Regions from separate parts of the Mus musculus genome. Here regions 1, 2, 3, 4 and 5 are each linked to region 6. A link is a loop called in an ENCODE intact Hi-C map of the cell type or tissue named here. Cell type or tissue: left cerebral cortex. All regions are shown on one strand. Region 1 holds the start of Cox7a2l (cytochrome c oxidase subunit 7A2 like). Region 2 overlaps Eml4 (echinoderm microtubule associated protein like 4). Region 3 overlaps Eml4 (echinoderm microtubule associated protein like 4). Region 4 overlaps Mta3 (metastasis associated 3). Region 5 overlaps Eml4 (echinoderm microtubule associated protein like 4). Region 6 holds the start of Gm24240 (a small nucleolar RNA gene).

What was found. A loop is a pair of places that touch in the nucleus more often than their neighbours do. Peaks named below come from ENCODE experiments on the same cell type or tissue, not always from the same donor. Only the 100,000 strongest peaks of a DNase experiment are listed, where the experiment ranks them.
Region 1: a loop joins it to region 6, with 3 times the contacts of the local background. A loop is called at or near these places in 19 of 42 quality-filtered maps.
Region 2: a loop joins it to region 6, with 3 times the contacts of the local background. A loop is called at or near these places in 10 of 42 quality-filtered maps.
Region 3: a loop joins it to region 6, with 4 times the contacts of the local background. A loop is called at or near these places in 14 of 42 quality-filtered maps.
Region 4: it touches region 6 in a loop (2.2-fold over the local background); 17 of 42 quality-filtered maps call a loop at or near these places.
Region 5: a loop joins it to region 6, with 2.1 times the contacts of the local background. A loop is called at or near these places in 3 of 42 quality-filtered maps.

Annotation. Positions count from the first base shown.
Region 1 is chr17:83,512,064-83,517,063 of GRCm38, forward strand. It overlaps Cox7a2l (cytochrome c oxidase subunit 7A2 like), which reads right to left and starts at 2,270. Exons shown (of 3, transcript NM_009187.3): 1 at 2,141-2,270. The coding sequence starts at 2,212. In left cerebral cortex, a CTCF peak has its summit at 2,544; DNase peaks (open chromatin) are centred at 1,379, 1,554, 2,316, 2,516 and 1 more place; H3K4me3 peaks cover 2,965 bases; H3K27ac peaks cover 2,234 bases.
Region 2 is chr17:83,432,728-83,437,727 of GRCm38, forward strand. All of the region lies in intron 6 of Eml4 (echinoderm microtubule associated protein like 4), which reads left to right. Among named protein-coding and RNA genes, the nearest start is that of Gm46594, 38 kb to the right of the region's middle. In left cerebral cortex, no CTCF peak of the experiment used is centred here; a DNase peak (open chromatin) is centred at 1,989.
Region 3 is chr17:83,447,904-83,452,903 of GRCm38, forward strand. Eml4 (echinoderm microtubule associated protein like 4) reads left to right here. Exons shown (of 23, transcript NM_001379374.1): 11 at 257-352; 12 at 2,743-2,877; 13 at 3,036-3,171. Among named protein-coding and RNA genes, the nearest start is that of Gm46594, 23 kb to the right of the region's middle. In left cerebral cortex, no CTCF peak of the experiment used is centred here; DNase peaks (open chromatin) are centred at 1,970 and 4,094.
Region 4 is chr17:83,730,152-83,735,151 of GRCm38, forward strand. The region is part of intron 3 of Mta3 (metastasis associated 3); the gene reads left to right. Among named protein-coding and RNA genes, the nearest start is that of Mta3, 26 kb to the left of the region's middle. In left cerebral cortex, a CTCF peak has its summit at 2,863 (motif pointing left); DNase peaks (open chromatin) are centred at 2,101 and 2,856; H3K27ac peaks cover 352 bases.
Region 5 is chr17:83,376,501-83,381,500 of GRCm38, forward strand. The region is part of intron 1 of Eml4 (echinoderm microtubule associated protein like 4); the gene reads left to right. Among named protein-coding and RNA genes, the nearest start is that of Eml4, 28 kb to the left of the region's middle. In left cerebral cortex, no CTCF peak of the experiment used is centred here; a DNase peak (open chromatin) is centred at 2,938.
Region 6 is chr17:83,269,210-83,274,209 of GRCm38, forward strand. It overlaps Gm24240 (a small nucleolar RNA gene), which reads left to right and starts at 762; the gene lies at 762-896. In left cerebral cortex, a CTCF peak has its summit at 2,470 (motif pointing right); a DNase peak (open chromatin) is centred at 2,487.

The sequences.
Region 1 (5,000 bases), 240 kb after region 6:
TTCAAGGAAGCCAACCAAGCAAGCACACAAACACCTCATCCTGAAAGTCCTGTCGATGATGTAAAGGGCCTTGTTAGGCAATTCCTACTCTGAGTATCAATTTTACTTCAATGTCACTTAATCAAATTTCTACTTTCTCCTTCTAAACAACAAAGCTTACCCTTTGCTTCATCTCCACTAGAAACATCTATAGAAACTAGAGAAACGGTGCAGCAGGTTAAGAGCACTGGCTGCTCTTCGGAGAGGACTCAAGTTTAATCCCCTCTACCCACACAGTGGCTCACAACTGTCTGTAATTCCAGTTCCAGGAGATTTGGAACCTCCTTCTGCAGGCCTAAGCATGCATGAAGCGCACAGGCATGCATGCAAACAAAACACTCATATACATAAAAAATAAAATAAAATATAAAAAGCACATCTACAACCACCACAAAAGAAACTGTGACATTTTTGATGAAACAACTCATACGCTGTAACATGAAGGAACCTCAAAAGTGAAGTTTCTGTGGGGTTTACAGGGGTTCAAAAACAGGCAGAACTATTTATAACTGATAAATGTCAAAACAGGAAGGCAGACAGGGGTTTTAATGCGAGTTTGAGAGACCTTCCTGCAGGTGGTATAATTTATGGTCTGGGTACTAACAAAGGAGTGCGTCACATGGCATAAGTATGCCAAACCTTGCCTAAAGTAACATACCATCTCTATGCACTGAAAATACACTATAGATGATGATACAATGCAATCAGCCATTTACCTACATCGTCTGTCAAGAAATCAGTCAACATACTGGCAGTTCTTTCCTTACAACTCATTACACTGGGTTCCACTGACACCACACTTGCTCACCTCTAACACTGGACTGTTCTTTGAGTGAATTTTCCTCATTTCCTTCCACATTTCTGTAACAGAACGATGGTGTCTCTCTCTCTCTCTCTTTTTATGATCTCTCCAGCAGCAAAGAGCCTACTAGCAGCCATGTCTGTTAAGCACCACATTCATAAAACCTCAGCAGCTACCAGACACAACACAGCACTAGACACTGAACACCTAAACACTCTTGAGACTTTTCCTCCTCAACCTCCCATACGACCCTTCTTGGCCTCCTCTCTCCTGAAAGCACATCTACTCTTGTAATGAAATCATACTTAAACACTGTCCCTTAAGATGGAGTGTCCCATAGGGGTAGAAAAGAGGCAGTAATGACAATCTCTTTTACAGCCCATACAGGTCACTTACTATTCAAGGTTTTTCAGCTTCGTGTCCCACCAAGGCTTCTCGAACTATGCTGAGCAGTGATTCAGTTCAGGAGAATATATAGCATTTATCCAGCACCAACCATCTGCCAGAAAATCTGCTCACTCGACACATCACATTTAACCCAAGTTAATGCTGCCCCGAATTAGAAGGGGCAGTCAAGGTCACTAGATTAAGGCTGCTAAATTCAGTACTAACCCAGTATTAAGTGGAACTCTAAAATACCACATTTTCACAACACTGAGATTGGAGATGGGAACGCCATTGATAGGATCTAACTGGAACCTGGATAATGTCAGATTGCCCAGTAGTCAACGGTCACCGTCTGCCACTTTAAAACTAGCAAAAGCATAAACCTCGTTGGGTGTCACTTCCGATGCTTTCCCCAGTATGTATGTATGTATGTATGTATACACATATATATATTCCCATGCCTTATGAGCGAGCTTCTCAAATCCGCCCTCCCAGTCTTCCATTTGGTAGCTGGGTAAAGCTGCTTTCTGGGCTGTGACAGGGCCAGTAACAAGAGGAAGTCACAAAGGCCACCTCAACCAGAGAGAGCAGAAACCCAAACACAGTTATGTCACCTTCTGCAATCCTTCACAGATTCTACGGGAAATCCACCTTAAACAAGCAACCACCCCAGGGGTCACCTTGACCCCCGCAAGGTATCAGACCTGAGTTCAGTGCCATGCAAACCTCGCCTAGGGTGCAGCACACACCCAGAAACCTCGGCGACCGCTCCAAGCCTGCGTGGTTAAGGACACCAGGGGACACCAGCAAGCCGGACCGGTCGGCCGGCAGAAACCCTTCACGGCTCGAACCTCGCAACTGCCTGCCTCGGGCTGCTGTTCTCCGGCCCAAGGCGACGCGGCAAAAGTGTACCTGCGGGGTGTAGGCTTCCGAAGCCCAAGCTCCAGCCAACTTCTGCGTGAAACTGCTAAACTTGTAGTACATGTTGGCGGAGGCCCGCTTCGCACCGCCGCTGCCTGTGCGACCGCCCTAGAAAAGGACCCGGCTTCCCCTTAGGCCCGCCCAAAGCTCAGCGCAAGGACCTTAATCCAAAATGCGGACTGTCTAGAGAACGCCTGACTTAAAACATAGCCTCCTACGCAACGTCGGGGGGAAAAAACCGCGCTTTCTCAAGACCTAGAAACGAAAACAAACTCTAAAAGACATGGAAAGAGGCTGTGTTCAGGCTTCCCGAAAACTCAGGCTTCTCTGTACCACTCACTTGGATGTGGGCAGTGCCAAGGCGCCTTGACAGGTGCGCAAGCGTCCTGTGGACAAAGAGGGCGGCTGAGAGCGACACAGTCGGTCAGAGCGAGTTCTGGGCGGGGCCTAGAGCGGGGGCGGGCCCAGGACGTGGGTGGGGTCTCGTCAGGCCCAGGTCCCGCCCCATTTCAGGGTTATTAGTATCTGTTGAGGGGTCTTAATGTACCAAGGGTTGTTAGGAATTTCACCTCAGTTATGACAAGAACAGCTCTTTGGAGCCGTGAGTGCATCGCCTGTAAGCAAAATCCTGTCTCAATGCCGGGAAAAGTGACAGGAAAGGAAAGAGAGTGGGAGAGAAGGAGATAGGAGAGAGAAGAGGAAAGGGGAGAAAAGAGAAGAGAGATCAAGGAGGGAGATGGTGAGAGGAAGAAAGGAAAGAAGGGGTAGAGGGGAAGAGGAAAAAGAGGTGAGGGAGAGAGAGGAAAGAGGGAAGAAAAGAGGGAAGGAGGAGAGAAAAGAAAGAGGAAGGGGAGAGAGGGAAGAAAGGAAAGAGAGGGAAGGGAGAAAAGAGGGAAGAAGAGGGAAGGAAAGAGGGGAGAAGGAAAGAGAGAGAGGGGAGAAGAAGAGGGAAGAATCTATAGGCTTTGTGTAGACGTAAACTTAAAGCACCTGTGTGTGCATCTTGCGCTTTTGAGAGTGAGATTTTGTCAGCATTCATTTGGTTGCTCATCTCTTCCTAGGCCCTGTTCTTTGAGATAAACGTATGCAGGGGAGGTGACTGGGAACACTTGTGAAATCTCTACCTTCTGCTTGAATGATGCGCAGTTACAGCTTCCTGGTTATGGTTATACTCTGCCGCACCATGCAGTGTGACTTAAGCTTCCACTCTGAGTCGAATACTGCATAAACAGAGTGTGCCGGCTTCCTAACCTCCAGGAACAAGTTTTTAGTCCTATCATTTAACCAGAGGTTTTTGCACACACATTATAGATTTATGCATACTATATTTTAAATGTAAGTTGGTAATGAATAGCTGATGATGCCAAGCTTAACATAGTATTTTCTCTAAATGCATTGAACCCCCACAACCCGAGAATTGGTACTATGACCATCTCTATTTTACAGCACAGAAGAACGGAGCGACTTGCTGAGGACAGCAATTAGTGGCAGAGTCAGGCACCAGGCTCAAGAGTACAGATAAATAGATATAAATCCAGGGCTGGAGAGAGAGCTCAGCGGTTTTAAGAGCACTGACTGCTCTTCCAAAGGTCCTGAGTTCAAATCCCAGCAGCCACATGGTGGCTCACAACCGTCCAGAATGGGATTGACACCCTCTTCTGGAGGATCTGAAGACAGATACAGTGTACTTACATATAATAAGTAAATAAATCTTTAAAGAATAAGAAGAAAAGACTCAAGGCTGAGCACTCTAGAGCAAGGGTGTGAATTAGCATCCTGCCTTTGTCTTCAGCACCTCAAATACCCTGAACAGCAAAGATTCCAGCAGCTTCTAATGATGAGTAATCCAACCTTACTGTCCACCCAGGCTTAGTTGCTGCAACCAACACCATGACCAAAAAGCAAATTGAGGAGGAAAGGGTTTATGCAGCCTACACTTCCACATTGCCGTTCATCACCAAAGGAAGTCAAGACAGGGAGTCAAGTAGGGCAGGAACCTGGAGGCCAAAGCTGATGCAGAGGCCATGAAGGGGCAGATCTTACAGGCTTGCTTTCTCTGGCCTGCTCAGCCTGCTTTCTTATAGAACACAAGACCAACAGCCCAGGGATGGCACCACCCATAATGGGCTGGGTCTTCCCACATCAATCACTAGTTAAGAAAATGCCCTACAGCCAGAGTTTATGAAGGCATTTTCTCAATTGAGGTTCCCTCCTTTCAGATAACACTAGTTTGTGTGTCAAGTTGACATAAGTCTAGCCAGGGTGATACCTTTACAAAGGCATGGTATGATGTAACACAAAGAAAAGAAATTTAAAAAAATCACAATTTCTGTTTGAGTTCTAGTTTCTCTGCAGCTGAATGATTTAAGCCTGATGATGGCCCTTTGTGAAACCTCATTCCCTCTTCAATGGAGGGGTAGCCATCGTTACCCCGTCTCCTTTACTCACGATCAGAGACTCAACCATTCAGGAGACTATAAAGCTTATGTAAAGTTCATGACCTAAGCTGCTTTGTCCTTTCGGGTCTCAACAGAACTTGGCTATAGACAAGAAGATCAATTAACTTGTGTGACAGTGTGTCTATGCTTGGGCTAGAGAGGGGCACTATTAGGAGGTGTGGCCTTGTTGGAGTAGGTGTGTCACTGTGGATGTGGGCTTTAAGACCCTCATCCTAGTTGCCTGAAAGTGAGTTTTCCACTAGCAGTCTTCAGATGAAGACGTAGAACTCTAAGCTCCTCCTGCACCATGCCTGCCTGGATGCTGCCATGCCCCCACCTTGATGATAATGGACTAAACCTCTGAACCTGTAAGCCAGACCCAATTAAATATTGTCCTTATAAGAGTTGCCTTG
Region 2 (5,000 bases), 160 kb after region 6:
GTTGAGAGGCTGAGGCAGGTCTATGGCAGGAGTTCAGGACAGCCTTGCTTAAGAATGAAACCCAATTTCACAAACCCTCAAAGCAAAGCACAAAGCATGAAAATTAAAACCTGTTTATTAGTCCTGCTGAATCAGTTTCATGTGCACCCAGGTTTCTGTAGTCCCCGGAACCTTGTGTCTCTTCTCCTGCCCAGTTAGTTAGGAAAGCAGGGTTGGAGAGATGCAGGCTTTACCGCTGCATCCCCTCCTCCTTCCCCTCCTCTGGGCAGCAGGGGCTCACTGTGTAGCTATGCTGTTACCTGACCGTTCAGAAGGAAAGCCCTTGGGGAGGGGGGCTGTAAAAGTCCAAACACATAAGTAACCTCCTGTGTGTGATGTTTTCAAGGAATTTTGACAGAGTTGTTTAAAAAAAAAAAAAAGAAAGAAAGAAAGAAGTTCAAAATTGATTAATTGTAAGTTGGCTTATTTTTTTAATTAACATCCAAATTTCTTATATATCTGTGTATCTATTTCTGAGGTAAGTTCCTAAATTGCTAGGACCATGGTTTTTGTATTATCATTATGTGTATATATCACACACACTAAGACTTTAGGAAATTTTGCTAATAGAACAAAGAAGGTGAAAAAAATAGCATTTTAATACTAGTCAAATTTTCAAACCCAGGTTTTATCCTAGTTGGTATTAAGTACATCACATTTGGTAGGCGCTATACCTAGGACTTTTTTTTAGATTAGACTGTTGGGATTTAAGTCATTCACCACCGCTTACGCCTACACATACACACATTCATACACACGCGTGCGCGCGCACACACACACACACATTTTTTAATTTTCTTATATATAACATTATTTTGTTGAACTTTTTCTCTTCTTTATGTTTTTCAAAGACAAGGTCTAAACTGGTTGGCCTGGAATTCGTTGTAGACCAAGCTGCCTCTGCCTCCTGAATTTTGGAATTAAAGCTATATGCCAACACAGCCAACCTGGTTTGTTGAATTCTAAAATATCATTACTTTCATACTACTGGTCAGAGAGATGGCTTGGTGGTTAAGAGCACCTGTTGTTCTTACAGAGGACCTGGGTTTGGTTCCTGTCACATATGGCAAGTTATGACCACCTAGAGCTCCAGTTACCAGGGATCCAGTGCCCTCTTCTGATCTCCCAGGACTTCTGTACACACATGGTTCACAGGTAGACACTTGGGTCATTAGCTGGTTCTAGGAAGTCTTCCAAAAAGGATCTTTGTCAGTTTCTACTATAAAACCAGAGTTCCTTTCTCCAGCATCTCTTTGGGTTTTAGCTGCATGGTTTATAGACAGAATTGCCATTAAAGAAACAGCTGAAAATGAGTAGATCCCTGGGTTTGTAGCAGTTTAGTGTCATCACGCTTTTCTGTATTTTGCTTATGTTTGAGACTCTAATTTAGAAGAAACTATTAGTTCTAAAAATTGTAAACTAGAAAAAAAATTTTTTTTGAAATGATATCTTAGATAACCTTTCTGGTCTTTTTGTTTTGGTTTGGTTTGGTTTGGTTTTTCAAGACATGGTTTCTCTGTGTAGTCCTGGCTGTCCTGGAACTCACTTTGTAGACCAGGCTGGCCTCGAACTCAGAAATCCATCTGCCTCTGCCTCTGCCTCCCAAGTGCTGGGATTAAAGGCGTGTGCCACCACTGCCCTGCCTTTCTGGTCTTAAGGTTAGTGTGCTACCAGATGGCCAATAACTCCTGTCCTCTTGTTTCAGCCTCCAAAATGTGGGGTTACAGGCATCCACCACCATGCTCAGGGATCTGAATCGTTTATTTTTATTCTATTTATATGCATTGATGTTTTTGCCTGTTTCATACATGTATGTCTGTATAAAGATGTCAGATCTTGGAGTTAGAGACAGTTGTGAGCTGTCATGTGGATGCTGGGAATTGAACTCAGGTCCTCTGGAAGAACAGCCAGTGAGTGCTCTTAACCGCTGAGCCATCTCTCCAGCACATGTTCAGGGTTCTTAAAGTAGACATCTGTGGGAGAAGATGCTGAAGCTGTCAGCACACTAGAAATTCAGAGGTCTTCAGCAGTAGCACCCATAACACGAGTGACTGCAGTCTAAACGTACGCAGTCTACTGTTTCTAAAAAGGCCTTTTTCTGTTTTTAAATCTCTTTAAGTCTAGGAATAAATCAAGCTGTGAAAAAAATCAATTCTGTATATTTTACACTTCCAGTATCTCTTATTCATGCCATTTAATGGATCAGTGACTGGTTTTGGAAGATGCAGATATAGAACCTTTGTTTTCTGGGTAGGTTTATTTTTAAAACAAGGTCTCACTATGTAGTTCTCTAGCTTGCCTGAAACTTTTTATATAGACCAGGCTAGCCTTGAACTCTAAGAGTTTCACCTATCTCTGCCTCCTGAGTGCAGTGCTGGGATTAAAGTTCTAAATAACAAAGTTCTGGAATGTAGACTTAAAATTTATTGAAATTGGTTAAACCATATTTCCTTTTCTGAACAGTAGGAGCTGGACTAGATGAACTCTTAAGGTTTTTTTCTTTTTTTCAATTCCTAGTCTGCAAGAGTCAAAAAATGAATAATCTTAATCAACAGTATCCCACATAATTGCCTTTGTAGTTAAATGACTTTGTCACTGATCAGACTCAATTATCAATACATTTTTTTTTTAAGCATGAACACTAGGGAGGACTAAAGCTGAGGTTCAAACCTAGGTCCACATCAAAGTTTGTATTCTGTCCGCTCTGGATCCTAGACATGTTAGCTGTGGCGGTATAATATATACTAGTTACACTCAGTGAACACCTTCTCTGCTGAGCACTGATCACCTGCTCTGTTTACCAGCATGAGGGTAAGTGTTCATTAATTACATTTTCTAGACCACAACACTTTTGTTATTATTGTCACTGATCTCAAACCCTACTTAGACAAGTCCCTTGACTCATACTTGTCAGCTTGTCTTCCCTGTGAGTTCACAGTGATGGGAGCAGAAAGTGCTGCTTAAGTAAAGCAAGCAGTGACCCAAGATCAGGAAGCCACAGAGCCCAGCTTGCTGGTACACACACACCTTTAATCTCAGCACTTGGAGGGCAGAGCCTGGCAGAGATCTCTGTGAGTTCAAAGCCAGTCTGGTCTGCATAGTGAGTTCTGGGATAACCAGAGCTACATAGTGAGACCCTCTCTTGAAAGAAAAGAAGAGAAAAGAAAGGAAAGGAAAGGAAAAAGGAGAGGAGAGGAGAGGAGAAGAGAGGAGAGGAGGAAGAGAGGAGAAGAGAGAAGAAGAGAAAAGAAAAGAAAAGAAAAGAAAAGAAAAGGAGCAGACAAACCCAAGAGTCAAGAAAACACCAGCAGCAAGAACGCCAGTTGCTAGAGAGAAAGGAGCTTCATCTTCACATTGTCGATTCCCGTGCACAGGACTGTCTGCTAAAGCTGACTGTTGGCCAGGCAGGGGCTTGTCATTTTCATTCATGCACTGAGTCACTCTCCCATTCTCTCCCTCTCACACTTTCAAAGACGTAAGCATTTACAGTTGGGAGAGTTCACAGTAAATTATTGTTTTGCTATTTCTCTGGAAAAATGAACTTAGTTGTACTGCTCCCTGAACTGTGCCTCTGCGTCACACCCGTCAGCCTGTCACCTCCCACTTGTCTCGTTTTCATTTTTTGACCACACGGATGCCTGAGTTCATGGCCCGTGCTTTTAAAGTATACATGGTAGAATCATCAGAATGCTGGCATACCTGCTATCCTGTGGGTGGCCACTTTAAAAGTTTATGCAGAGAAAATGGAATATTAAACATAAGCAAATTGCTAAACTGTGTTTTACATGGTTACTGTTTGCCACACACAGTGGCACATGCATGTAGGCCCAGCACTCAAGTTTGAGAGTATCTTGGATTACATAGACATAGCTAAGCCCTGTATCAGAACAATAGAATAAAAGTTACACATCCTTCTCAAGGGCCTCAAATTATGTTCCATATTATATTAACTTATTTAGTCATAATTCCAAGTAGTCGTATTACCATTTTATATGCTAAGAAAGCGAACCCATGTCTCACAGCTATTAGAAAATAAACTGGATTTCAGATCCCAGCCAGTCTTTCTTTAATCGTGTATTGTATTGCTTTCTTCTCAGTGCCAGAAAGTGTTCATGTTCTTCTTACGTTCTATATGGTCTTCAGTGTGGTACCAGTTCAGATGACAAAGCTTTTCATACACTGACAGTTTTATTTCATAGCAGAAAAAACAGTGAGCACCAATAGCTCCTTTGTTGTCTTAAGTAATTGGTTTCTCAGCTTAACAGTTCATGAGAGGATGACGTTCTCAGGCCTTTCAGCTCTGCTTCCCTTCAGGAGCAATGGAGGTACCTACTAATCTGTCATTTGTTATTCAGAATACACTGATCATGGACACCTTTGATCAGATCAAACATTCTAGGAGAAACTTAAAAATGGATTCAACAATTTGATGTTCTTTTAAAAACCACCAAGGAAGTTATGTCACAGATCAGCACCTTTAAGAGTAGATTACCACTACCCCCAAGGGTAAAGCTGATTCTAGAAGGGGGTATTTACAGCTGGTAATGGTTTCCTTATCATCAAAGTTCAGCTACGCTAAAAACCATCAGGAAATTAAGGCCCACTCTTAGATTCAGAAGTAATAATGACATGCGTCATGTGTTGTTAAAACCATAGTGGAGGAGGTCTTACCCTGTTCTTAGATCAAACCCTAAGGCTGGGCACACTGTGAGTGATAATAATAAAAATAACTTGAACTTCTCACCTACAGTAAGTGCAGCTTTTTAATCTGAAATAATGGTTACAGACAGACACCCCACAAGAAATTTATCTTCCTCTTCATAGTTATATGAACTACTAAATTTTGCATATTGGATTACCACACTGTTTTTCCTAGGTAACTTGAGTCATTAATAGAGATACTAAGGGTTGGAGAGATGGCTTGGTGGTTAAGAGCACCGACTGCTCTTCCAGAGGTCCTG
Region 3 (5,000 bases), 180 kb after region 6:
TCCTGCTTGGAGAATTGCCTTACATATTTCTAACAGCAAGAAAGAAGCATAAGAGAGCGAAGGGACTGAGAGAGTCGCAGAGGTGGGCTGTTGCTCACTGGCTGGTGGGAGTCAGTCAGGAGCAAAGCTGGACATAGGACGAAAGTTAGTGTGTTTCTCTTCCTAAAAAAACACAGTTTTTGTAAATAGTACATTCAATTGTTTTTCGAGTTTAACAAATAGTAATGGCATTTTTCCTTCAAATTTACTTATTTAGGATTCAGGTGTTCATTTATGCGTTATTGATGACTCCAATGAGCACATGCTTACTGTATGGGACTGGCAGAAAAAATCAAAAATCGCAGAAATAAAGGTAAATCACATAAACTTTGGATATTGAATTTTAAAGTATTTTTAAAGGTATTCGGATCTATAATATATGCCTATCCAGGTTATAAGAGTAAATGTTTTTGTTTCGTTTTGTTTTTTTCCAGTTTATCAGATTCTGTGACTTTTAACAGTACAGTTAGATAAACCTTCAAAGCTGGCGTGGAACCTTTTCAGAAAACACTGAGTGCAGTCCCTCCTCACGCTGAGCGCTCTGCTTAGCTGCTGCTGTCTCATGAATCGGGCTTTTCAGTCAGTCTTTAAAGCTTTATAAGTCTAAAGGGAACCTTTACCCTTAAGAGCATGCTTGATATAACTGAAGGTCATATTTAAAAATAATAAGGTTTCTGTATAATGATTATAAACAATGCTGTAACATTTAAAGGGATTGTAGAATTTGTGAGTGCTGTGGAATATTGCAGAACCCTGGTGTGGCTCAGCCTGGCTTGTAGGAAGATTGTAAGTTAGCATCGCAGCTGCATTTACATGGGGCAGAAATGTTAAGACTACAGAAGGGCTTTTATAAGTTCTTAAAGAAGACTATGTTTCCAAGGTTAGAGATGGTTCAGCAGGTAGAACTAACTGGTCCTGCTCTTGCAGAGGACCAGCTCCCAGCACCCACACATCATGTACCACCCGTGACTCCAGCTCTCTGGAAGTCAGGCCTCCATGGGCACCTGCACTTAGGTGTGAGCAAGCACACAGACATACATGTGCATAAACATGATTAACAAGTAAAGGATATACTTTGCTTCAGCACCTTGTCTCTTTTGTTAGGGTTATTTTTGATAAATTGCAAGTTTTTTACTTTTTCCCTTAAAAATGGGTTTTTGTTATTGTAACTTCTAAAGCAAGCAAGGTACAATTGATTGTACTTGAAATTCTCTGTCAGAAAATCTCACCTTAAAAACATAAGCGAAGACAAATAATCCGTTCTGTATAATTTAGAGAGCACTGATGTGTAGGGGAGTTGAAGCAAATGAACTACAGAAGTGTTTTCTCTTTTGTAGTTAGGTCTACCCCGGGAAGTCCTGGTTCCCCCGCTGGCCGTTCTTTACCCCTTTCCAGGATGTGTTGCAGGCCCTCTACTGAGAGTGTTCCTGTCTGATCTCTGGTTCAGCTTTCCCAGGCATTGTATATGAATGCAATCTATCACAAATGAAGAATAACGTGTCACAGTCTCCTGATTGTCAGTGTAGATGCTGTAGTCATTCAAGACCACAGGCTTGTGCTTGTCTCTTCCCCTCTTTTCTCTCATCCAGATTCCTCAAACTCCTAGATGTCCGTTGCCAGAATTGGTCATTGTAAAGCAACTAAAACTTAACTCCAGAGTATTTATTTGTTCCTATTCAGGGTAGAAAGGAAAGCCTTGGGGGTTGGGGGGGGGGGAGCATTTTGTTAAGAAGGACTGGGTTCTAGGGCTAGCTAGATACCTGGGCCTTCTCTCCCCACTTTCCTCCTGCATGTTATTCTAGCAGGAGACTGTCCTTGCCTACATCATAAAGATTTGAGTGCTTGGTAAATGCCTTCTACTATGTGTGTGTTTGAAGGTTGGGATGGAAGCACTGCTGTGTGGGTTGTTGGTAGGTCGGGATGGAAGTGCTGCTGTGTGGGTAACTATTTGGCATTACTTGCTAACATGTGCCTACTTGCTGACATAGCCTGTTGCTCTCCAGAGTATATAAACTCAACAGAAATCAGTTGACGTGATTGGTTCACCAGAATGCAGATTACATTGTAGTTTACGATAGCTAAAAGAAAAAAGAGTGGAACTACCCTAATTCCAGTCAGCAGGAGATTCATTCTCTCCCTCCCCCTCCTCCCCCTCCATCCTTTTCCAAAGAGTATTTTATATTTCACAGCATTTAACATCAACATGAATGGAACTCATTCAGGGTTGGAAAAGCCTGTAACCATTAAAGGAGTACACTGTGTGCGCTTCTGCTTAGGTGAAGCAGACAGAGCTCACCCTCTGCCTTCCTAAGCACGGGCACGGGCTGGATGACTAAAAGGAGATGTGGTCTCTCTCTAGCTCTGCTGCTTTGAGCTTTTAAACATCACATGGCTCTTGCATCTTACATAGTGTGCTTTCCCAAATATGTAAGACGTAAGCTATAGTTCTTAACAAATGTCTTATAAAAAGTAGCAAAAGAATTGCTATAATAGCATAAGTATATCAAATTTAAATCTTACTAAAAATTCTGGTTTGTTTGGGGTTTTTTTTGTTGTTTTTTTTTTTTTTTTGGAAAAATAAGTGTTAGGAGAAAAAGCAAACTTCCTAAACTATTTTTTCTGACTTTATAATGAACTCTAATTAGATTTTGGTAATAGTAAGAATATACATTCTTTTAAAACTATCACTTTTTTTTCCCACAGACAACAAACGAAGTTGTTTTGGCTGTAGAATTCCACCCAACAGATGCAAATACAATAATAACATGTGGTAAATCTCATATTTTTTTCTGGACCTGGAGTGGCAACTCACTAACAAGAAAACAGGGAATTTTTGGGGTAAGGATCAGACTGTTGGAACATCATTGTTTGTGTGTGGGTGTATGTAGGTGTGTGTGTGTGTGTGTGTGTGTGTGTGTGTGTTTAATCTTTTATTGTAGGGTAAGTATAAAATCACCATGCCAAAGAGAAAACTAAAAATTCTCATTTTATTATAGAAATATGAAAAACCAAAATTCGTTCAGTGTTTGGCATTCTTGGGGAATGGAGATGTTCTCACTGGAGACTCGGGTGGAGTCATGCTGATCTGGAGCAAAACGATGGTAGAGCCCCCGCCCGGGAAAGGACCTAAAGGTATCTTCTCCTTCAGCGCTGCATCCCTTACCAACCAGGAGAGCGCTCCAGAAAGAGCCTTCTAAGGAAGTTATTCGTTGTGCATATATAATCTACGTGTAACCATATAGAACTCTTCCCTCCAGAAGTTTAATATGAGAGGGAGAACACATACATACTAATTTAAACTATATAAAGTTTCACTCTCCTGAGCTGGTCCTCAGCAGAACTCATGGTCATGCTGTTAGGAAAGACAAACGGAGAGAATGAGCGAGCCATAGTTCTGTCCCTCCTTTCCTTTCCTACCTGCACCCCTCTTCCCAACCCTGCTGGGAGGGCTTGGCCTTCTTCCCACACATTAGCAAGGCACAAGCCAGGCACACAGGAAGAAGACGTTTTACAAATGTTTATCACCCTAACTCTTTGTCAGGCTCCTGTTCCAGAACTCAGAGGTCCAGCCTTTTGGCCTGCTCACTCAGCACGTCACGTGCACGGGCCTTCGCCTAGGTGGTAAGAGCCTGGCCTGGTGCTACCGTCTGCCTGCGTCTGTGTCTGTGTTTGAGTGGACAGAGCCTTCCAGCTGTCCTCCCTGGTCAGGCGAGATAACCTGCTGGTCATGGAGACTCTCTCTTGGCAATGAGAGGAACAGAAGAGCTTGCCATTAGACTTGGGTAGGCTTGGCCACACAGTTAAACCTCAGCATAAAGTCTTTAAACTCAAAAACAGTAATTTTTCTCAGCAAGTATTTCAAATGTTTAACCTAAGTTAGACTGACAGAATTATGGATTCATAAGAGAAAGATTTTTCAACTGTAATGTTTTATTTATAGTCTGTAAAAGAAACTTGGAATATGCTTAAATGTGAAACACAGCATTTTTTTTTAACTTAGTTACTATCTGGGCTTTGTGTCAGCATCCCAGCTTGAAAGGCAGTGAGTGGAACCGAGCCACTCACGTGATGGAGGTTTTATCCTGATGAGACAGTTCTTTAAGTAACAGGGTGGCTGAATTAAGAACAGAAAACTTTGATTTTCCTTTGTGCATTTTTCACAGGGAGCCATGGTGTTCACACCTGATGTTTAATGGGTGTTTGTGTTAGACAGGGTCTGACTGGTGGACCTAACTGACTGACCTGGAACGCATAGAGATCCACAGTCTATGCCGCCTGCGTGCAGGGAGTAAAAGTGTGTGCCACCATGCCTAGCTGTTTTTGCAATTTCTTTCCTTTTGGAGGTGGGGGTTAATTGGGGGTATGGCATGTTTCAAAACAAGATTTTTCTGTGTAGCCCTGGCTGTCTTGAAACTAGCTCTGTAGACCAGGCTGGTCTTGAACTCAGAGATCTGCCTGCCTCTGCCTCCCAAGTGCTGGGACTTAAAGCACGCACCACCACGTCTGACTAGTTTTGTAATTTCAAAACTACTTACTACTTGGACCACGTACAAGAAGGGAGAGCTTCGATATGCCTGCTCACTGTTTACACTCTTTTCCTTCCTCTGTCCTTGACTTAAGGGACTCGGCAGTGCTCAGAAAATTCACATTTTTTTAGATGTCCTTTCTCTCCTGGGCACCTGGGTGCAGTCAGCAAAGATGGATAAATTGTGTAGACAGACATCCACTGATCATACTGTGTTGCTCAAGAGGTGGGTTGTGTTTAGCTGGAGGCAGTAGATGGGAGCAGTAGGTCCATTGCGCCTTTCTACCAGGGACGCACCGCAGCTCTCACGGTCAGCTACGGCTGAAGACATTTTAGTGATGCCAAACCCTTGTTAATTTCAGCTAATTTTGCAAACTTAATGACAGCTCTAATAGAAAAGTAAGTTAATCTCAGTAAGAGCCTTGTTGATACATCG
Region 4 (5,000 bases), 460 kb after region 6:
CAATGTCTCAGAAAAGCAAAAGCAACAAAAATTTCCCATCCACATTGCGGTGTTGCCCAGAGTGGTCTTGTGCAGGCAGCCATATCATTGGGAGGATGTGGTCCAGCATCCTGTCACGCCAGGAAGACCTGTCTGGCAGCAGTTGTCCTGGTATCTAGCACTCACAGGGTTCTTTCTCCCTCCTCTGCAGTGTCCCCTGAGCTGTGGGTGTGGGGATGGCTCTGTTGATGTCCCAGTTGCTACTGGTACCGAGTCATATTTTCCTCTGGGTTTGGCCAGTTGTGGATGTATGTGATACCTTCGGTGGGCTGCACAGTGAAACTCCAGTGAGGGATGAGAGGCGCTTGATGGGGTGAAGAGAAGTATTTGTAATGTAGTCAGTCCGAAGCTGTAGTGTTTTAGAGAAATGGCTGTAGTAGGCTCTCCTCTAGGGTCTGACCTCTCCAGCTGCAGCTTCTTGGCTAGGTTTACAGTAGCAGGCATAGGTTCTCTCATTCTGAGCAGGCCTTAAGTTCAATGACATAGTTGTTGGCTGCTGTTGGGGCCGTCTGGTATGGTCAGTCATTGTTGTGGGTGGAGGAAGTCTTTACAGCTGAGTAGGGCTATTTCTTGCTTTTCTCCTTAGCAGTTTGTATGGCATCTAATAATATTATGAGAGCCAGCCCCCACGGAAGAAGGTCTTTAAAGGTCACGCCAACTTGATTTCTCCCAAGTCCTATCACCAAAGTGTGTGGTGTTTTCAGCGTAGGGTATTACTTCCAAGATCTGGGAAGCAACCAAGGGCAATAGCAATTATCTGTGTGTATTGTATTGTTCTCTTAGATTCCTTGACTAACTACTTCCGTGAGGTGTCCCATGTCTGTCACTGGGATTTTTATTAGTCTATGGCTCCTGGGAGAATATTATCACCCTGTAACAATAAAAGTATAGATGTATATGCAACATAAATACATGGACACACACACACACACACACACACACACACGGATAGGGACACATACACATGATGTAGGTATTATTAAGTAAGCTTACAAAAGAATATCTTTCAAATGTCCTTAGTGTTTATGTCCCCTCCTCTCTCCTTCTGTATCACCCTTCTTACTCCCCCACTTCAGTACCCCCGACCCTATTTTAAAATTTTAATATCTATTTATTTGTATGTGTGTACCATGTTGCTTACGTGGTGGTCAGGACAACTTTGTGGATTTGGGTCTAAATTTGGGTACTGGAAATTGTAGTCCTGACTACTCTGGAATTCACTATGGCTGTTTTTGAACTCACGTAAGTCTTTCCTGCCTAGGTCTCTAGAGTGGTGGGATTACAGGCATGTGGATCCTTTTTACGTAGTTTATTATGGGAAGAAATGCTCGACTGTGCTTAGGGAAGACAGTGCTGGTAAATTCAGGACGGTAATGTTTTGCGAGAGCAGTGCTGGTGGTTAGCTGAGAGGAGGAAGCCCTAGGACCATGCTGGGAGTGAGTTCAGGAGGAGGATGCTCTGGGAGGACGGGGCTGGGAGTGAGCTGGAGAGGAAGGCTACTTCTTGTGCTGGTTGTCTGTTGTCATCTTGACACCTAGAGTTACCTGAGACGAGGGAACCACAATTGGGAAAATGATTGGCCTTTGTGGCATTTTCTTGATTAATAATTGATGTGGGAGGTCCCAGCCCTCTGTAGGCAGGAGGTCCTGGGTTCTATAAGAAATCAGGCTGAGCAAATCCTGAAAGCAAGGCAGTAAGCAGCACCCTCCATGGCCTCTGCATCAGCTCCTGCTCCAGGTCCCTCTGCATTCCTGTCCTGACTTCTTTTAGTGGTGGGTGTGACCGAGCCTAGTAAGCTGGGGTACCCTTTCCTTCCCGAGTTGCTTTGGCCGTGGTGTTCTGTCCCAGCAATCGAACCCCTAGCTAAGACACTTGTGGCTCTTTTATTTTCGCTTCTGAAGTTTCACAGTTTACAGCGAGCGGAAAGTTGCATGGTGGCACGCTAAGGCTACAGAATCCCAGATGGATTTTGATTTATTATAAGACTGGGCAGCCTTTGCCAGATGCAGTGTTCTTTGAATAAATGTAAAGCAGAAGTAGCTTATTTCTGATGGGATCCTGACTCGCTGTAGAACTGATGAGTCATGGCAGCTCACTGTGTGAAAGGACCATTTCAGACGGCCTTCTCTTCCCGCTGACTTCCTGTGCGTGGACTGCTCATTTCCACTCCCTTCTGTGAGGTCAGAGTAACGTTCAAAACCACACTAACCTTGCCGGCACCAGCTGCTCATCAGGCCGGGAGTTCTGCAGAGACCGGATGGCACTTGAGGGTGACAGTTTCCCTGCTGATAGAATGTGTGCTTGTAGTTTGCTTAAAATTTTTCGGCTCTATGTAGTGGCACATGCCTTTTATCCCAGCACTTGTAAGGCAGAAGCAAGCAGATCTCTGTATTCGAGGTAGCCTAGATTGCAGAGTGAGTTCCAGGACAGCCAGGGTTACACAGAGACCCTGTCTCCAAAAACAAAAATAAAACAAAACAAGAAATTAAAAAACAAAAACAAAAACAAAAAACAAAAATAAATTCTGGATTGAATGAATTCTGGAATGTAGGCTCCGAGGTTAAGAACACACACTGCTGTTATTAAGGACCGGATTTGGCAGCTTGTTAGCATCTGTAATTCTCCTCTGGGGGACCTGGCTCATTTTCAGGGATACCTGCACTCAGGTGCACATCCCCACCCTACATATTCCTTTTTTTGTTTTAAGTTTAAAGAAGTAACTTCGGCATTTAGTTCACTGCTCTTGCAGGGGACCTGAGTTCAGTTTCCACATTGGGACACAGAGACCTGTAACTCAAGCCGCAGGGATCCAGCGCCCTCTCCTGGCCGTTGTAGGCACTGTACTCGTGGGCACCTGCATTGAGAGCACATTCTCCTGGATACATAATTATTAAGTCTTTAGGACCCTTGGAGGCCCCCAGAAACTGAGCCACCAACAGAAGAGCATTCATGGGCTGGACCTATGCCCCCCACACAGATGTAGCAGAAGTGCAACTTGGTCTTCATGTGGGTCCCCCAACAATTGGAGCAACTGGACCCCTGACTCTGTTGCCTGCCTGTAGATCCTGCTCCCCTAACTGGGCTGTCTTGTCTGACCTCAGTGGGTGTGGATGTGCCTAGTCCTGCAGTGACTTGAGATTGCCCGGGTGGGTTGGTTCCTGGGAGGGACCTCCCCCTTCTCAGCGGTGAAGAGGGAGGGGCCATTTGAGGGGGCACTGGCAGGACCGGTGGAACCGTGATAGGGATGTAAAATGAATAAATAAGTTAATGGAAAGAAGAAAGAAAAAGAAATAAGTCTTTAAAGAAATTCTGCTCTTTTTTACAGTAAATCTTGATAGGCATAATGTCCATTAATAAAAGCTTGAGGTCTTCAATGGGGCTTAAAAGTGTGAGTAAGTCTTTAGGTTACAGAGCAAGAGAACTGCTGGGCAGGTGTTCTCTCAGAAAAATGCATTCAAATTTGGCCTAGAAAATATTCCAGGGTCTGGGGAGGCGGCTCAGTGTGTATCCCCAGCAGGTATGCACCCCCAGCACGCATAGAGCCCTGCTGGTGAACCTTAGCACCATGGAAAGAGGGTGGCTGCTGGAGCCTGCAAGTCCAGCATTCAGAAGACAGGGCAGGAGGATCAGAAATGTTAGTCCATCCTCAGCTAGGTAGATAGCTCAGAGCTAGCCTGGGGTACATGAGACCCTGTCTCAGAAGAGGAGGAGGAAGAAGAGGAAAAGGAGGAGATAGAAGAGAAAAGAAGGAAGAAGAGTTGGGGTGGGGAGGGAAAAGCCCCAACATTTTAAGGATTCTTTTCTAAAAACTAAGTTTTGTATGTATGTGATGCACACACAAGCACACACACATACACACACGCACTCATAATTTATTTTTTTATTAAAATTATTTTTATATATGTGGGTGTCTGTGCATGCCTGTGGACACCAGAAGAGGGAATTGGACCTCCTGGAAATGATATTACAGATGGCTATGAATCACTATGTGGGTGCTGAGAATCAAACCCGGGTCTTCTTGAAGAGCAGCCAGGGCTTTTGACCACTGAACCGTTTTTCTAGGCCTTCATATACACAATTTAAAAAGAAAAAAAAAAAAAAAAAAAGCTGGGAGTAGTGGCACACAGTTTTGGTCCTAACACTTTTGAGGGAGAGGTAGGCAGATCTCAGTGAGTCAAGGCCAGCCCGGTCTACATAGAGAGTTCCAGGCCAGCCAGGGCTACAAATTTTAAAGCTAAAACAACAGAACCAACCCCGTTTCCCCCACCCCCAAAAGTGAGGTTTGCTGTTGTTATTCTGATATGTAATGACGCCTTTTGCTCTGTAAGGCACCATTAGAATTCAGTTAGCCATGTCTTTTATAGCAACAATTTATCAAATTCCAATTAGGCAGGGAGCATAATTTTGTATGTGATATTTGCTGTGCTAATAGTGCCAATGCAGCAATAACTTTATCGATCCCCGCCGGGGAGATGGTATTGGACTTGCAAGTAGGCGGCGCCTTTAGAACTGTGTCTCTGTGCATACATCGATAGAAAGAACATTCACGGAAGCTACAATTGCTGCTTCTTTGTTTGAGCTTAGTGAGACTTTAACTTTCTTTTATTGTATTGTCTGATAGATACTGTGTGTGTGTGTGTGTGTGTGTGTGTGTGCCTTTGTCTCCACCTCTGCGCATATACAGAGGTCAGAGAACAACTTCCATTATGTGGGGCCCAGGGATTGGAACTCTGGCCACCCAGCTTCATGGCATGCGCCTTTCCCGGCTGAGTCAACTTGCCTGCTCCTAAGTGAGATGTTTAAACTCAGTTTTCCAGGCTTGTTTTCAATTCAGAGCTTTAGAATTTGAAATTAGGGAATATGACATGTCCTCATACAATCAAAAAAGAATTGTGGGAATTGTGTTTGATAAGATGCCTTCTGTGGTCCTGGGCCCTCAATAAGTATTGTGACAACTGAAC
Region 5 (5,000 bases), 110 kb after region 6:
CACCAAGTGAGTGTGGAGTTAGGGATGAAGGTACGCCACCATGTGAGTGTGGAGTTAGGGATGATGGTACGCCACCATGTGAGTGCTAGGAACTGAATCTAGGTTCTTAGGCAAAAACAGCAAATGTTCTTAACCTCTGAGCCATTGCTTCAGCCTCTCTAGAATCAGAACTATTGAGCTGAAAACAAAATCCTTTCATTGTTAAATTTTGTGGTGACATGGTTAAATATAAAATTTAAGACAAAATTTTCAAACATAGTTCTTATGTTTGAATTACTTATGCCAGAACCATTATATAAACATGTAAACATATTACATAAACCCAGTTGTCTTGCATTTTTGAGATAGCAGCATTTAAACATGAGCGATCTCTCAAAGGACTGAATTTTAATTTTATTACTCTCTTAGGATTTGTGCCAGTTTTTGGTTAATCATTATCTTGTTGATTATGTTTGGTTCCAGATGACTCATTTTTCAAGGAGCTTTATTGCAACATAGCATATTTACTACAGGAAGCCTGGACGGAAAGGGAGCATCAGGCTGTTGGAGACTGTGTTTCTCCAGTCTTTATCGTCCCAGGTGTTATTAAAGTTAATCATTTTTCAATAACCGTTTTCTCTGTAAACCCAGTACTTCATTAACCAGATGGTACATCATTTACTTCTTGGCAGATGAAAGTTTATCTTTGATAGCTGTTTAAATTTGGTTGTACTACCACAGCGTGCTTAAACTTATTTTATTTTCATGGAGTTGAGGTGACTATTATAGTTAGCTAATAATTTTGGAATCAGAGATCTGAGGGTTGTTCCTTGTTTCTAGAATTTACTACTTTGGAAGATTGGACAAATATATCTCTGAGCCGCAGTATTCATTTAAGTGAATGTCTGAATTCTAATGAATCTACATAAAAACATTTATCTTGGGACTGGGGGTATAGCTTAGTTGGTAGAGTGCTTGTCTAGTAGCATCTTGAGGGCCTGGGTTAGATTCCCCAGCACCACATTAACTGGACAGGGTATTGCACAACTGTATTCCCCAGGAGGGGGAGGCAAGGAGAGCAGAACTTTCAAGGTCATTTCTATTACATAGCAAGTTCAAGACTAGCCCAGACTATGAGATTTAGTCTCAGAACCTAAGTTTCTAAAGGACATAAAAAGAGTGTCTAATGCTTAATATGTACTTAATTCACTGTAATTTTGTATTGATGATCATTACCTGTTGACATTCATAGTGGATATTTAAAGTGTGGAGTGTTAGCCATTTTAGCTTCCTCTAACTAGGCTCTAACAAGCAATGGACACGACGTAAAGGAGATGCCTCCTTCTCTTTCTGAAGTCAGACTTTGATAATAGAATTGGTGAATCCAAAGGACAGGTGGAGAGTCCACTGCAGTCAACAACAAGTCTAGACCATGGATGCTTTTCTATGAGCAAGTTTAATTAGCCACGCCCTCTCTGAATGCATTCCACTTAGGCTGGCAGGGAGTGGCAAGAGAATTCAGATCTGTCTTCGGCAATCTAACAGAGACCCTGGGGCAAAAACTAGAGCTAGAAAGGGAAAGAGGCCTGCCTGTCTTTTATGGGGTATAGGTGGGTTGAAGGTTTCGGGAGCAAACAGAAAAGATAAAGTGTGATGAGGGTGGGGGCAATTAAAAACATGAAAGCAATTTGTTTTCCAAGACTAAGGCTAAAATTTAGGATGAGAAGCTGCTGCGGGCAGTAGTCAGTGGTCAGAGAGGCGTGAACAGAATAAATTGTAGCCAGCTGTCCACTCCTTAAGTCAAAGAACAGAGATGATCACAGGGACCTCGGAGCTGCTCAGACCGGCGGTGCTGGAAAACTAGTTAGGTAGTCAGTCTAGCATTAAATCTTGTCTGTAATTTGGACAGTGGGAAATGGGATTGTGGATAATGATGAATGATTAAGTCAGTTAGGATCTAATTACAAGGAGGAAAGATGTAACAGGACAGACACTCTGGAGTAGCCACGTGTGCCACAGTAGGAAGATAGATCTTCTGTGTGAAAGGTAGCCAGTGAGCAGCTGCCATTTTTACTCAGCGAGAGTGGAAGTGATGTCTCTCAGAACACCCTCTTTGCTTTGAGTTTATTTGTGAAAGAACATTGCCAAGGGCATGCATAGTGAAGGGTTGGAAAGTGGCCTTCCTATTGGTAGAGAGGACAATTAGGGAAGGAATCGTGCTTTCAGAAATCCTTGTTCTGTCACTTACCAGCCAGATGGTGGATATGTGACGGAGCATCAAAGGGAGGCAGTTGGTTTTCTGGTGGTATCATATGAATTCATTTGTGCAAGCTTCAAAAGACTCATCGAAACAGGGTATTAGTATCTATAACAATCTCTAAGTAATTAGGTTGCTGAAATTTAGGGGAGAGCTATCTATGTGTGGATATGGGGAAGGCTCAAAGATTATCATTTCTGACCTATGCAATACACGTGACTGGTAAGCTATAGATACTGCGTGTCTGACTTTGAATGCTGGTTTGTAATTTGGGAAACGTTTAATTTATTCAACAAATACCACATTCTTATTCATTGGTGCTTGTGACCACTTTCCTTTCCTCCTGCAGTAGTTAAAGAGAGAGTTTCAGAAAGTTAGGTGTCATTGTACTCATAAACTTGCTTTCTAGAGACAGTAATCCTCAAGTTTAGCTGTTTGGCTCTAAATTTCATAACAATTTTGAATTCGTATCTGAAGGAATCTTTTTTTTTTTGGCTTGTTTTACAGACACTCATATGATAACATTGGCATGCCTTTCATTGAATCTTTGGTGGGAAAAAAATAGTACATAAAGAACTAAAATCTCCAAGAGGGAAGACAGGAATATGACAAGCATAATTTACTCAGCATTTCTGCTGTGACTTCTCAGCACTGTGGACCGCCTGCCTCCTCTGCTCTCCTGGGCATGATCTTGGTAACTGAAACAAGTCACAGTCTCTGGTGTTGCCCAGAGCAGCAGTGTGGCAGTGCAGTACACTTTTTATATTTATCAGTTGTGTGTATTTGCATGTGTGCAGCACATGTGTGGAAGTCAGAGGACAAGTTTCAGGAGCTGGTTCTCCTTCCACCCACCGGCTCTGAGGCTTGAACTCAGGCTGCCAGGCTTGGTGGTAAGCACCTTCACCTACCACCATCTCACCAGTACTCAGTCTATGAAGTTGATCTTAAGACTGAAACCTTTAGAAAAGATTTGAGTTACAAGTTGTATGTGTGATATATATGTTCAAAAGAATTGAAATCACTAAAGCATTCTTCACAGTAGTTGAAGCACAGAAATCAGTGAGGTGCCTGTTAACGGATGGATTTTGAAATATGGCATGTGCATATATAATAAAGTACCATTTGACTTTAAAGGAAGGGGGAGTTCTGTAGTTTAGCTCTAGAGGCGGTTAGACTAAACAGACTAAGCCAGAGAACTGGGTGACATTACACGTGGAACTGGAGAAAGTGAGTCACAACAGTATCAAGGATGAGAATGACCAAAGGCTGTTGGAGGAGTGGGGAACTGGGGAAAGAGGACAGATGCTGTCAAAGGAGAGAGAGGATTGGGCTGTGGTGACCACACAGTGCCAACAGTGTGAGTTTCTAAGCATCTAAAAAAAAAGCTCTTAAATGTCAATACAAACAAAGGAATAAATGAGGTGACAGAAGTGTTAGCTGGTTTGATTTGATTAGTGCTTGTAATAAGAAAAGTGTAAAACCACCTAACTAGCATTAGGGCTACTTAGCCCTGTGTACAGATAGAGGGCTAAGCACTTTGCATATGTTTATCCCTTTCTAAACAAATAATTTTTAAGCTAGGAATTATTTTTATAACTACCTGATGACTAGACTAGCTGCATAACAAAACACATTACATCACAGACAGTTTTGAAACTGGTTGCTTTGACCTTGCTGCCACTGCATTTAATTTCATCTATGCATCATGAATGGGCCGCCTTCTTGGGCAAAGGACCAACTAAAGCTTATTTTTTGCTATTTTTGTAAGACAACTAAACAAAATATCTAAACAGGCTAGAGAGAGAACGCAGAGTACCATCTGCTCTTCCAGAGGCCCTGGGTTCAATTCCCAGCATCCATACGGTGTTTCAAGACCATCTGTAACTCCAGTTCTAGGATCCAGTGCCCTCTTCTGTTCTCTGAAGGTACAGTGTACAGTCAGGCAAAACGGCTACTCCTAAAATGAAGTAAAAATTTATAAAAGAAAATATTAAGAACAATGGATATATGTCCTTACAAAACAATATAATTTTCATATAATTATCGTGGATCATAAAATATTGTTCCTTGAATAATTTGCATCTATCTAAAAACATAAAAAATATTCTTACTTCATATAAACAAGTGATATGATTAGAGTTGACTTGTGGGTGGTAACTTACAGCTGAAATGCTGGCTGTAATTGTTCTCTGTTGGATAATAAACATGGAGAATTCTCATAATAGTTTTAAAGAATAAACTAGTTTTATTTGCTGTAGTTACAAATTAGAAACTTATGTAGGTAAATGTTATTTTCACCAGAAATGTATAAAATCCTAAGATTATAGGACTTTGACTTTATACCTCTTCTTACAGTCTCACATGTTTTGGCTTGTGCATGTGTGTTCATATACATACACAGGAGAGACATATAGCCTAGGCTGGTCTTTAACTCACTCTTCCTGCTGTAATTTCTAGTGCTGGGATTACAGGTGTGCACTACCAGATCCAGCACATGTTTTTTAGAAATCATAAATATTCACCTCATTATTTGTAAGAAATTGTCAGTTTGATCTATCTATCTATCTATCTATCTATCTATCTATCTATCTATCTATCTATCTATCTATGTATCTGTACTGGGTGCCCACGGAGACTGGAGGAGTGTCAGCTCCATGGAGCTGAAGTTACAAGTGGTTATGAGCCACCCTAGGTGAGTGTCATAACTCAACTCTGACCCCTCTCTAAGAGCAGAGAGAAACAGGCCCTCACTGTGTAGCTTCTG
Region 6 (5,000 bases):
TAAAGTTTCTCTCTGGCCTCAGAGTCTTTTGTCTTCTGCCAGCATCCATAAAATGAGAACAAACTAAGTTGTTAACTTGTAAATGTGCCCCCTTTTCTATTCTTAGAACTCTTCCTATCACAGGCTATCATTGTAAATGGTGTCTCACACACACACACACACACACACACACACACACACACACACAAACTTTTCTTCTTCTGGCTATCATCTATTGTGAAATACAATAATTTTAAGAAACAAATAAATCCAAAACTTTTAATGGCGATAGAATTAAGAAAGATTTTTTTAAAATTAACAATTGATAGTGACAAGAGAAAACATCTTACATTGAGTGCTTAGGAGAGGCCTCTGTGAACAGGAGACATTTAAACTGAGTCTGGGGCAGGGGGAGGAGGAGACACAAGGCAAGCAAGGGAAAATGCCTTCCAGGCAGAAGGGACAGCATCTGCAAAGTCCTGAGGCTGGAAGAGCTCAGGCAGGTTGGTATCTGGTGAGGAAGGGATGATCAGCCAGATTCAATGCAGAGGTTCTCAACTCCTCCATCTTTTAAAATCTACCCAGAATAGCCTGGCAGTGGTAGCACACACCTTTGGTCCCAGCACTTCATTCAAGAGGCAGGCAGACCTCTGAGCCCAAGGCCAGCCTGGTCTACAGAGAAAGTTCCAAGGCAGCCAGGCTTACCATGGAGAAATTCTATCTTGAACAACCAAAACAAATAGATATAAAATCTACACAGGAGCTTGTCAAATATGTCAGTATCGCAGCGCATCCCAGTTCAACTGCACTATAAGATTTTAAAGTAACACTTCGGGGTTGCACTAGGTTGCAAAAGGAAACTCTCCCTGTGCCTGTCTTTGTGTCTTTGTGCCCAGGTTGAATTGGGGAGCACATCTCCATGCGAGGGGAGTTCCACACTCAAGCTGATCTGCTCGGGACCTCACTCTCCTTGCTTTGCAGTCACCACTTGGTTATATCGCCTAACACCGTAACTGGCAACTGGCGGCTGCTTACCATCCATACAACACCAGGACTTGGGACAGACAGATGGGACTGACGTCATCCTGAGCTTTTATTTTGATTGTTATTTATTTAGAGGGGAGGCACTGTTTTGGTGGGGAGTTGTTTGTTTTGAGGGTTTTGTTTTTCTTTTCTTAAGAAAAATGTCATGTAGGTTGTCTAAAAATAAAATGCATTTAATTTTTTTTTTTAAGTGACACACACTTTTAATCCTAACAATTAGGAGACTGGGGCAGACGGACTTCGAACTTGAGTCTAACCTGGGCTGCATAGGGAGACTGTCTCCAAATGAGCAGGCACTGGGGATGAGGCTCCCTGACAGAACACCCGCTTAGTGCACACTACAGACGCTCACACAAGAAAAGGAAGCAGGGATGAACCATTGATGGCTGTTTAAAAAATATTTCTAGAAGACTTCAATGCATAGCCAACATTGAGTCTGACCCGAGGTCTTGAGCCTGCAGATCTTTATGGGACTTGGGTTTTTACTAAGGCATTTGGATTAGAGTTAAACAGAGGTTAAAGGCCACTGAAGGTATTTAAGCATAGAAAAGACACTTGATTAGATTTGAGTTTTAAAAGATTCCCTAGAGGCTGGAAAGAAGGATCCGTTGTCAAGAGCACAAGTTGCTCTTGCAGAGGAACTAGGTTTAAGCCCCAGCATCCATGCGGTCATTCCCAACCATCCGTAATTCCAGTTCTAATGGATCGAAAAGCCTTACCTCCTTGGGCACTGAGTAAGTACCTGGAGTGTAGACATACATGCAGACAAACGCATAAAATAAAATAAAAAAACCTTTAAAAACTTATTTTAGAAATAAAAATAAAGGACTCCCCCAAGAGCCGAGGATGCAATTTGGTCAGCAAAGAAGTCTGGCACGTGTGTGTCTCACTGAGTCCCATTCTGCACGTTACTATTTGCTTGCTTGCTTCTTTGGTGTGCCAGCCAGTGGCTAAAGCCAAAAATGCTGAGCTCAGGCAAGCTAAGCTAGTGCTCTGCCACAGTGGAATTTCCAAGCCATATATATATGTGTATGTATATATATATACATATATATGTATGTATATATACATACATATATATGTATGTATATATATATACACACACATATATATGCTTTAATAATTGATTTATTTTTAAGATTTATTTATCTATATTCTGTGTGTATGTGTGTTGCATGAATATATATATTCATACAGGCAACACATACACACAGAATATATACATATATACACTCCCCATATAGGTTTAGTGTCCATGAAGTTAGATGAGAGTCTTGATCCCTCCAGGAACTGGAGTTACAGACATCTAATGAGCTGCTGTGTGGGTTCTGAGTCCTTTGGAAGAACAGCCAGTGCTCTTAACCACTGAGCCATCACTTCAGCCCCAATATTTGGTTTCTCTGTGTGAACAGTCATGCAAAACTCAGTGTGATTATATCTGTCCATTGCCAGCAGGTGGCGCCACAAAATCACACCTAGCAAGGAAAATGCTACCCTCTTCCAACAAAGCCGCATCACAGACCTTGCTAGGCTTTAGAGAATGATCCTCAGACCTTACAGGGGCTGGGGGCGTGGGGGGTGTCATCTATCTCAGGTATAAGCATTGTTTGCCACTGTATCATCTTTCCCAACATAATCCCTCACAAATTAAAGGTAGAAAAATGCAGTGGCTGGGGATATGGTTTAAATCAATAAAGTGTGCCACGTAAACAAATACACAACAGCCAAGTGAAAGGCTAGGCATGGAACACACTTGTATAATTCAGTGCTGAGACAAGCCGACCCCCTGGTGCTCTCTGGGCAGCCAGTGTTGCCAAAGTGGCACAGTCTGGATTTAGTGAGACCCAGTCTCAAAAACTAAGGCGGAGGGGCTGAAGCCAAGGCTCGACGGGTAAACTCCCAGTTACTGCTCTTAAAGATGATCCAGACTTGGTTCCTGTCACCCACATGGAAGTTCACAATGGTTTGTAACTCCAGCTTCAGGGGTTCCATTACCGTCTTCAGAGCCCTTTGAGGGTACCAGGCATGCATATCATACATACATACACACATACATACATACATACACACACACATATACATACATATACACACACACATACATACACATAACACATATACACACATACACACACATATGTGTATACACACACACACACACACATATATATATATATATATATATATACACACACACATACATACATACAGGCAAAACACTCATATACATAAAATAAAAATAAGTAAATCTTTTAAAAAAAAATAAGGTGGAAAGTGAAAAATAAAGACACACCTGACAGCAACCTCTGGCCTCCATGTGCACACACCACATACAGGTACAGCACACACCCATGCATTGCTCGATTACTCACATAAGTGTGTGTGAGCACACACATACACACACACACACACACACACACACACACACGATAGATAGATAGATAGATAGATAGATAGATAGATAGATAGATCGATAGATAGATAGACAGACGGTCTCTATGGGAGACACAGAAGACAAAAGGACCCAGAGAAAATGAGAAGTAGAAAGGCTGGCTCAGGAAGTGGATTTCACAGTCCCACTGACAGAAGCCACTGAGCCGTCTGTCCGCAAGGCAAGGTGACAGAAGTCAGCCTTTGCGGCAACCAGCTGGCCCCACCTGCTCACAGTGGGCCTCTGACCCTGATCGTCCCTTCCAGCTGACTTTTATTTGATACCTGGTATGTGCCGGGGACCTGTGAGAAGTGCTCTGGACACTTCCAGCCTGGGAAGAGACATAAAGCTTAAGGGACAGCATCTCTATAGCATCCCGGGCTTTAAAGGGATCCCCAGACCTTTCCCCTTCTGCCTTCCTCTTCCCAGTTTGAGGAGTGCTCAGTTAAGCCAGATACCCCAGAATTGGAGTCTGAGGAACACCCTCCTGACCTATAGGACCTCGGATCCCCAGTATCCTCCTAGCCCCTCTGACCACAGTCTCCATCATCAGTCCACCTCTCACCTGTCTGTCTCAGAGCCAAGCCTGTGACCTCTGCTCACCCTGTCCACCGCCACAGGTGCCCTTCACTAGCGGGTCCAGAAAGGAGGATGCCTCTGCTTGCCTGGAGACCGTTGCTCCGCACATTTTACCCAAGCAACTCGGATCTTACCACTCTTCTCACTGCAAACCGCCGCCGCCATCAGTTCCCTTGGGTTCACAAAAGCCCAGCTTTACAGCAAGAACTTGGGCCAGCAAGGACCTATTCACAGGGACCAGCCTAGCCAACTGCTCTCGGTGAGGAGCCAGGAATGTGAAAACGTTAATGGTTGCAGGGCTGCTTGCCCTTCTGCACCCCCACCCTCCAGTGCTCCCCCGTTGCCCTATCCCTTCCTCTGAACTGGGTCTGTTGTATCCGTGCGGATCAAGAGTCAAGACCTCCGGGGTTGAGGGACAGGAGGGAAGGAGGCTCTAGGGAAATCCGTACAACTCAGAGGGCCCTCTGTCTCTGCCGTTCCTTCTGCCAGGTCTCCATTCCCTCTCACACCCACCCCCCTCAGCACCCCAGGGGGGTTCACTTTACTCTCCTGCTCTGACTGGGAGAGACCACGCCTTTGACTGAGACCACGCCTTAACTCCTCCCCAGCCCAGAGTCCACACACGGCCCAGGTCCCAGAACCTTGGAACCTTGAATTATTCCGCTTGAACCCCTAAGAGGTCACAGCGGTGATGTTCTTTCCATAAAATGATAAAAGTAACCATCCGACTAAGTAGCCCTCAGATGCCAGGCACCCACTGGCCCCAACTCCAGCCCACTGGGCTTGTGCATTCCTCGGAACTCTCTCCTTCCATCCCCACCCCTACATTTCCTGTCAGTCCCTACTATCCCCTGTTGGGGTGTCTATGCCCACTGATCCCGGGGGGGGGGGGGTGGGGAACAGGACTGACAGAACCCACCCCCTTATGAACACTGGAGGAGGAAGTAGCTACTGGAGGTCACTGTCT